Regions from separate parts of the Homo sapiens genome. Here all the other regions are linked to region 1. Evidence: chromatin contacts called from ENCODE Hi-C or POLR2A ChIA-PET data. All regions are on one chromosome and are shown on one strand. Each heading gives the region's core, a stretch centred on a gene start or an enhancer-like site at or near the end of the contact. The rest is flanking DNA. Distances are from core to core; before and after follow the strand shown. Region 1 holds the start of KMT5A (lysine methyltransferase 5A). Region 2 overlaps VPS37B (VPS37B subunit of ESCRT-I). Region 3 holds the start of ATP6V0A2 (ATPase H+ transporting V0 subunit a2).

Region 1 (2,547 bases), core at 36-2,535:
CCCGCTTCCTCTATTGCCCCATCTGTAAAATGGGTGGGTGTGAAGCATTAGGATCTTTGCGGTCCTGGAAGGACCTTCCCTACTGACCCAGTTAGTTGGTAGGAGTTGTGTCTGTGGGTTTTTTTTTTTTTCTTTTTTTGAGACGGAGTCTCGTTCTGTCGCCCAGGCTGGAGTGCAGCGGCGTGATCTCGGCTCACTGCAAGCTCTGTCTCCCGGGTTCACGCCATTGTCCTGCCTCGGCCTCCCAGGTAGCTGGGACTACAGGCGCCCGCCACCACGCCCGGCTCATTTTTTTTGTATTTTTAGTAGAGACGGGGTTTCACCGTGTTAGCCAGGATGGTCTCGATCTCCTGACCTCGTAATCCACCCGCCTCGGCCTCCCAAAGTGCTGAGATTACAGGCGTGAGCCACCGCGCCCGGCCGGGTTTTGAATACTGGAATATTCAATAAACCTTTTTTTTTTTTTTTTTTTTTGAGACAGTGTTTCGCTCTTGTTGCCCAGGCTGGAGTGCAATGGCGCGATCTCGGCTCACCGTAACCTCTGCCTCCCGAGTAGCTGGGATTACATGCTATTCTCCGGCCTCAGCCTCCCGAGTAGCTGGGATTACATGCATGCGATACCACGCCCGGCTAATTTTGTATTTTTAGTAGAGACTGGGTTTCTCTATATTGGTCAGGCTGGTCTCGAACCACGGACCTCAGGTGATCCGCCCGCCTCAGCCTCCCAAAGTGCTGGGATTACAGGCATGAGCCACCGCGCCCGGCCAAAACCTTTCAAACCTGAGAATGAATGGATCAAACTGCTGGAGAGGTCGGTGTGCTGGAGTTGCTAAACTGCTGGGAGACTCAGGTTTCCCAGCTCTTAAGGGAAGATCGAGGGGTCAAAGGTCGGGTTCCGGTCAAGCCCACAGAGAACCGGAAGTCCCAGATCCGGTCGGCTCGGAGCCCAGGGCTCCAGCCGGGCTACTCACGCTCCGGAGGCGGAGCTTCAGCAGCGGGAGGGGGAGGAATCTGGGGCCTCCCAATGGCAGCTCGGGTGTCTTCCATCGCAGCCATTCAACGTCTGGCGACGGTCAAATTTAAACACCCCTCCCACCTCCTCCGCCGGGACCTGTCGGGAAAGCGTTTGCAGTTATTGCGGCGGCTGGACACGCCCCGCCGCCGAAGAGGCGGGAGAAGGGCGGGGCCTTTCTCCGAGTTGGCCTATCACTACGGGCAGCCTGCGGAGAGGCGGGAGGCGGCGCCAATCGGGGCGAGCAGCTGGAGCCCGGCGGAGCAGTTGGCTGAGTTGTTGCAACTTTTTTCGAAAGCTGGGTTTCCCGGGAGATCCCAGGCGGTGACAGAGTGGAGCCATGGCTAGAGGTATTTGCCCAAGTGGCCGGCACCGGAGCGGCTGGGTCGGGGGTCGTGCTGGAGGGGTTGCCGGGGTGGAGGCAGCGGCTGCGGGGAGGCGTCCTCCTCGGGTGGCTCGGGGCAAGCTTGGGGACCCGCGTGGGGGGAGAGGGGGTGCTGCTGCGGAACCCGCCGGCCCCCCCTTGCGGCTCCAGATGCCCCCAGAAACCCTTCCCACTGCCGTGCTTCTGTTTCCCTTCTATGAAGTGAACACCTGCGGGCCTGCCTCTCCACGGCAGCAGATCCATATGTCAGAGCTCTTTGGAAACTAAAGCGCAGGGCACCTCCAGGGAATAGGTGTTATTGATAGAAGTGGGGCGGGGGCAGGAGTGAGGCTTCGCCCACTTTGGGGCCCTCTCTCTTTGGGAAAGGAGGTGATCCCGAGGCGAAGGCGCAGATCGATAACCTGCATATTGGGGTGCGCGTCAGGGTGGACACCGCAGCAGGCGCCTTTCCTCCCTCCCCACGTCCTGAGTCAGCTCTGCGCCGCTGGAGCGAAGGCCGGGCCCCGCTGGCCCACTTTGGGGTAAAACGGGTTCCTGGCATCTCGCGGGCGCGGTCGTTCGCCCCGCATCTGGTCAGGACTTCGCCCCCCGGTAGATGGCTTGGGTGGGCTTGTACAGCCCTGGGAGGCGATGCCCTGTCTGAAGTCCTCTGCATACTTAGTTGGCTGTCAGGACAGTGCCTCCCAGGTATGCGGCAAAGAGATCTCCAACCGCTTGGTCATTTCCAGCCACTGCGTCTCCTTCACGCCAAAGGGCCAAAAACTTGAGCGTGAAAGTTGAGTAGAATTAGTATTAAAAAAAAAAAAAAGTTTTGGTATTATATTTTTCTCAAAATTTCAAGGCTTCAAGTGTTAGTAGGAATTTGCTTTAGTGCAGTATGCTCCCTATAGCAATAATAATGAATAAAATAATGATTCATTCAGTAAATATCTATTGGGTCCCTTTGTTTTCAGGCCCTGAAGTCAGTTGCATCATCTATTCTCCTAGCATCCCTAGAGGTTCTTTTGGGATAAGACTTACCCAGAGCCTGATGAAAAAATGAGGCATAGTAAACTTCAGGTTAAAGAGCTTCATCACTCAACTCTTGGAGAAAATTAATACTAATATTTTTCCTTTGAAAAGTGTTAAGCATCTAAAAGTATATTTAACA
Region 2 (2,547 bases), core at 29-2,528, 510 kb before region 1:
CAATTTGTTTTGTATAGGACACACATAAGCCACCAGGCATCAAAAGAGGCCAAATAAAACTCCAACTGAGGCCGAGTGCGGTGGCTCACACCTGTAATCCCAGCACTTTGGGAGGCTGAGGCAGGCAGATCACCTGAGGTTAGGAGTTCAAGACCAGCCTGACCAACATGGAGAGACCCCTTCTCTAAGAAAAATACAAAATTAGCCGGGCATGGTGGCACATGCCTGTAATCCCAGCTACTCGGAGGCTGAGGCAGAAGAATCACTTGAACTTGGGAGGCAGAGGTTGCAGTGAGCCAAGATCGCGCCACTGCACTCCAGCCTGGGCAACAAGAGTGAAACTCCGTCTCAAAAAAAAAAAAAAAAAAAAAAAAAAAAAAAAAACTCCAACTGAGGACTGTTAAACTGGCAGTGATTTTTTAAATATCCTTTGGGTATTCAGATGTTTTCATATAAATACGATAACTTTTTTTTTAAATTGAGACAGAGTCTCGCTCTGTCACCGAGACTGGAATGCAGTGGCGTGATCTCAGCTCACTGCAGCCTCCGCCTGCCAGGTTCAAGCAATTCCCGTGCCTCAGCCTCTCAAGTAGCTGGGATTACAGGTGTGTACCACACCTGGCTAATTTTTTTTTTTTTTTTTTTTTTTGTATTTTTAGTAGAGACGAGGTTTTGCCACATTAGCCAGGTTGGTCTTGAACTCCTGACCTCAAGTAATCTCCCTGCCTCGGCCTCCCAAAGTTCTAGGATTACAAGCATGAGCCACCACACCCAGACAAATACAGTAAATTCTAAGTGGCCACCCAGAGAATACCCACAGCATCCTGCAGGATAATGGCAGTAGGGACAATGGCCAGGATGCATGTGCTGAAGGTGAATGTCTTTTCTTAAGCATTGGATAAAACTTTTTAACACTCAAAACCTGCCCCAGAACACACCTTGGATGCTACAATCAATGTAGAAACTCTTTCCTCAATCTTTTCATTGTTACAGTTGGAAAAAAAAAGGGGGGAGGAGAAACAACAGCTTTGTTCATTTGCAAAGCAAAGGCAAATTGGCCAGGACAGGCCCGGGAGGCCTCCACAGGCGCAGCATACACCACTCAGCAAGGCCCAGATGGCAGCCACTCCGGCCACATACACCCGGCTCTCCACCCCTCTCCGACTGATTCCAGCCTCAATGTCTGTGACCAAATCTGTACAGTAAATCTGAGAATGCTTAGAGAGGTATTTTAGGAACCATCAAACTAAAAAAAAAAAAAAAAAAAAATCTTAAGTTGCCACTGTCTTTGTTTCATGGTAGGCACCAACAGATACCTGAAATTGAAAACAGTGATGCCAACCTCTTGATCATTCTCATGATCCTTTTTGTTAACCATAGAAAAGTCTTTTCAGGAAATAATCTCTCTGTGGTAAAGAAACATTCTTATAAATTTACTCAGTTTCACTTCAGTTTCCATTACTTCTCATAAGTGAAGAAAAATGAGATGCCTGATTACAGCATTTGTAGTAGGACCTGGCTTGTCTAAACTTATTTCTGCCCACCTATCCGTGCATGAGCACAGAGAACTCTCTGGAAGCATGCTCACCCCAGGGTAACAGCAGCAGCCCGAGTGGTATGATTTTTTTACTTTCCACTTTCTACTTTTAACTATCACAGTGTTTGATTCATTAGAGCAAGCACGCATAACTTTGTAGAGAAAGGGTTTTTCTGTTTTAAGTTAAAAAAAAGTATCTTATATATACTTATCCAGGCAGAAATGTGGAGGTCTCTTTTTATCTCTTGGGATGCTTACATTAATATATGTAACTCTCTCAGAACACACAGTCTGGCTGGGCACGGTGGCTCGTACCTGTAATCCCAGCACTTTGGGAGGCCAAGGCGGATGGATCACTTGAGGTCAGGAGTTCGAGACCAGCCTAGCCAAAATGATGAAGCCCCACCTCTACTAAAAATACAAAAAAATTAGCCAGCTGTGGTGGCGGGTGCCTATAATCCCAGCTACTGGGGAGGCTGAGGCATGAGAGTTGCTTGAACCTGGGAAGCAGAGGTTGCAGTGAGCTAAGATTGTACCACTGCACTTCAGCCTGGGCAACAGAGTAAGACTCCATCTCAGAAAGAGAAAAAAAAAAAACACACACACTATCTCAAATGCACATGTCATTATTTCTTTATTTGGGTTGGGGGAGTGTGGTAGAAAATAAAGTCAGCAAGAAAGAAAAGAGATCTACAGTCCCCTCTGCATATGCCACGGCTGCTACAAAGGAGAGGCACGCAGGGGCAGAGGCAGAGGCAGGAGACCGCCTGCAGCTCTGTGGCCAATGCTGGGTCAAGGGTGTAGGTTTCCCATGGATGCTTTCCAGACCAGACACTTCTACAATGTGAAATTCTGATTCCAGCTGGCCAGTGTCTAGCTCCTCCACCTGTAATTATAATTGTGCCTTCCTAAACACAAAGGCAGACAAATCTGCCCACATTTCCAAGCTAAATCTTCTTCATGGAAAGATACTCATAGCAGTTCTTTTTACCCCCTTCACACTGTAATAT
Region 3 (2,547 bases), core at 24-2,523, 330 kb after region 1:
CACAGACAAGATAATTTCAGATGGTGGCAGGTGCAGTGAAGGAAATAGAACAAGGATGTGACTCCAGGGACAGTCTCAAGGAAGGGGATATGTAAGCAGAGACTCGACTGGGACAGCGGTGAGGTTGCGGCCTGGGGCGGGGGGCCACTGCTTCCCGGTCAGTGTGGGGAACACACACTGGGTGCTGTGTGATTCCATCGACAGGACAAGCCTGGAGGTGGCAAATTTAGCGAGACAAAATTGTCCTGTGGTGGCCAGGCCGGGCGGGAAGGGGAGACTGCAACTGAGCAGGAGGAGTCTTGCGAGGTCGGTGGGAAATGTTTGAAAACTGGATTGGGATGCTGGCTGCACACTCCAACTTCACGAAGAAGCCTAGGATCCCTCCGGGCGGCGGATCACGCCTGTAATCCTAGCGCTTTGGGAGGCCAAGGCGGGAGGATTGCTTGAGTTCAGGAGTTCGAGACCAGCCTGGCCAACATGATGAAACCCCTTCTCTATAAACATTTTAAAAACAAATTAGCCGGGTGTGATGGCGCGCGTCTGTAATCCCAGCTCCTCCAGAGGCTGAGGTGGGAGGATCGCTTGAGCTCAGGAGGTCAAGGTTGCAGCGAGCCGAGCTCGTGCTACTGCACTCCTCCCTGGGCCACAGAGGGAAACCCTATCCATAAAAAACCAGCAGCAGGGCCGGGCGCAGTGGTTCACGCCTGTAATCCCAGCACTGCGGAGGCCGAGGCAGGCGGATCACCTGAGCTCTGGAGTTTTGAGACCAGCCTGGCCAACATGGTGAAACCCCGTCTCTATTAAAAATACAAAAAAATTAGCTGGACGCGGGTGGCGCGCGTCTGTAGTCACAGCAACTGGGGAGTCTGAGGCTGGAGAATCGCTTGAACCTGGGAGACGGAGGTTGCAGTGAGCCGAGATCGCGCTACTGCACTCCAGCCTGTGGGACTGCGTGAGATTCCGTTTCTCTCTCTCTCTCTCTCACACACACACACACACACACACGCAGCAGCACAGGGTCGTGCACTAGGAACGGGTGAGCTTCGCGGCGTGCACACTCGGCGAGACTCCTCCAGGAAAGCCGGGGAGCCGCGCGGGATTTAGCTCTGCGTCCAGTCCGGCGGAGCGCCAGCTGCAGTGGTCGTACCCGCCGGGTTCGCGCTGGTTGGCCCTGCCGCCACGTCGTGCGGCGACAACCTCGGGCGTCCATTGGTCGGCCGGCGGGGGGGGCGGGACGCGGGGGCGGAACCGGAACCGGCAGTGGCTTGGGGGCGGGACCTCGCGGACTGCTGTGGCGGCAGCTGGAGCGGCGGCCGCGGTGGCAGAACCGGGGGCGGCCGCTGCAGTCTGGAGCCCCATAGTGCGGGGCCGCGGCCAGGCCACAGGAAGAGCTCGAGGCCCGGGCCGCACCGGCTGAGTGTGCGGGCCCGCGCGGCTCGGAGCCGCCGCCGCCCATCGAGCCCCTCCGGGCGCGGGTCGGCCCGCCATGGGGTCCCTGTTCCGGAGCGAGACCATGTGCCTGGCGCAGCTCTTCCTGCAGTCGGGCACGGCCTACGAGTGCCTCAGCGCCCTGGGCGAGAAAGGCCTGGTCCAGTTCCGAGACGTGAGTGTCGCCCGGGAGACGCGGGCCGCACCTGCTCTCCTGGCGCCCCCAATCCCGCGCATCGCTGGGGCCCTCCCGCGGGGAGCACCGAGGAAGGGCGCGCCCCGTCCCCATTGTCCAGACGGGGAAGATGACACCCCAGCTCAGCGGCCAAAGCTTCCCGGAGCGCGGGGCTGACTCCAGGGTCGCCGGCCGTCTGTGTGGTCGGCGGCTGCTCTGCCCCAGTTAGTTAGGATCGCCCGTGTGGTCTTCATCAGCTCCGGGCACCGAGCTCAGCGGGAGAACAAATCCCACAAAGGCCTCTTGGAGTCCTTTTGGAACTTTACGGGGGTTAGGGGGGCGCATTAACCAAATAAATAGGTCAACCAGAAAAGGTTTGCCATAAAGAAGAAACGGGGTGATGTGAAGGTGATTCGGGCGGGAGGTGAGTGTGAAGGGATTGTCGAGGAAGCCTCCCGGAGAAGGTGATATTTCAGCTGAGACCCAAATAGAAAGGAGCCAGCCGTGGGGAAGATCTGGGGAGAGGGTCCTTGTTGGAGGGAACAGGAGGAGCCCAGACAGAGCCAGAAATGGGAAGGAGCTGGATGTCATCTGCTTGAGGAGAGGGATTTTTGTGTTTTGGTCACTGATGCTTAATGCTGTACATACCATTGTGTGTAAGGACTTAAGAACTCAGTCATTGTTTGTCGAGTGGAAGCTGTCTCCCCAACAAGTAATAATAAACATTTGTTTGTCCATTTACTTGTTTATTGTTTGTCTCCACCAAGGACTGTCAACCTCTGAGAGTAAGTACCTTAACGCAGTCCTTGGCAGTCATTGGCATCGATAGGCATTTGTTGAATGAACAGACAAGCTTTTCTTGACTGCCCGCTATGTTCAGGCACTGTTTTTGGTGCTGGAGACTCGGTGGTGAGCAAGGCAGACACAGTCCCTGTGTTCCTGGA

What was found. A loop is a pair of places that touch in the nucleus more often than their neighbours do. ChIA-PET counts read pairs that join two places held with the same protein, here RNA polymerase II (POLR2A). Pooled maps may share reads with other maps.
Region 2: a loop to region 1 is called in a pooled map, with 3 times the contacts of the local background. The contact joins the enhancer-like site here to the promoter of KMT5A in region 1. A Hi-C loop is called at or near these places in 1 of 168 maps with a recorded cell type or tissue (CD8-positive, alpha-beta T cell) and 7 of 50 pooled maps. POLR2A ChIA-PET finds 5 or more read pairs at or near these places in 4 of 52 experiments (Panc1, activated B cell, activated CD4-positive, alpha-beta T cell and 1 more).
Region 3: a map of K562 shows a loop between it and region 1 (3-fold over the local background). The contact joins the promoter of ATP6V0A2 here to the promoter of KMT5A in region 1. A Hi-C loop is called at or near these places in 1 of 168 maps with a recorded cell type or tissue (K562), 1 of 37 single-sample maps with no recorded cell type and 12 of 50 pooled maps. POLR2A ChIA-PET finds 5 or more read pairs at or near these places in 4 of 52 experiments (HepG2, WTC11 and activated naive CD4-positive, alpha-beta T cell).

What each region holds. Positions count from the first base shown.
Region 1 is chr12:123,382,847-123,385,393 of GRCh38, forward strand. KMT5A (lysine methyltransferase 5A) reads left to right here and starts at 1,286. Exons shown (of 8, transcript NM_020382.7): 1 at 1,286-1,362. The coding sequence starts at 1,353. RefSeq lists silencers at 257-479, 1,407-1,576 and enhancers at 444-1,174, 697-916, 1,757-1,916.
Region 2 is chr12:122,874,598-122,877,144 of GRCh38, forward strand. All of the region lies in intron 1 of VPS37B (VPS37B subunit of ESCRT-I), which reads right to left. Among named protein-coding and RNA genes, the nearest start is that of VPS37B, 20 kb to the right of the region's middle. RefSeq lists an enhancer at 1,251-1,420 and a silencer at 2,145-2,353. Within about 2 kb of position 1,279, at least 5 of the 41 ENCODE cell types and tissues checked have a DNase peak (open chromatin) inside an H3K27ac peak, as active enhancers do.
Region 3 is chr12:123,711,080-123,713,626 of GRCh38, forward strand. ATP6V0A2 (ATPase H+ transporting V0 subunit a2) reads left to right here and starts at 1,274. Exons shown (of 20, transcript NM_012463.4): 1 at 1,274-1,603. The coding sequence starts at 1,487. LOC105370042 (a long non-coding RNA gene) reads right to left here. Exons shown (of 3, transcript XR_945477.4): 3 at 1,687-2,547. RefSeq lists a silencer at 1,099-1,648.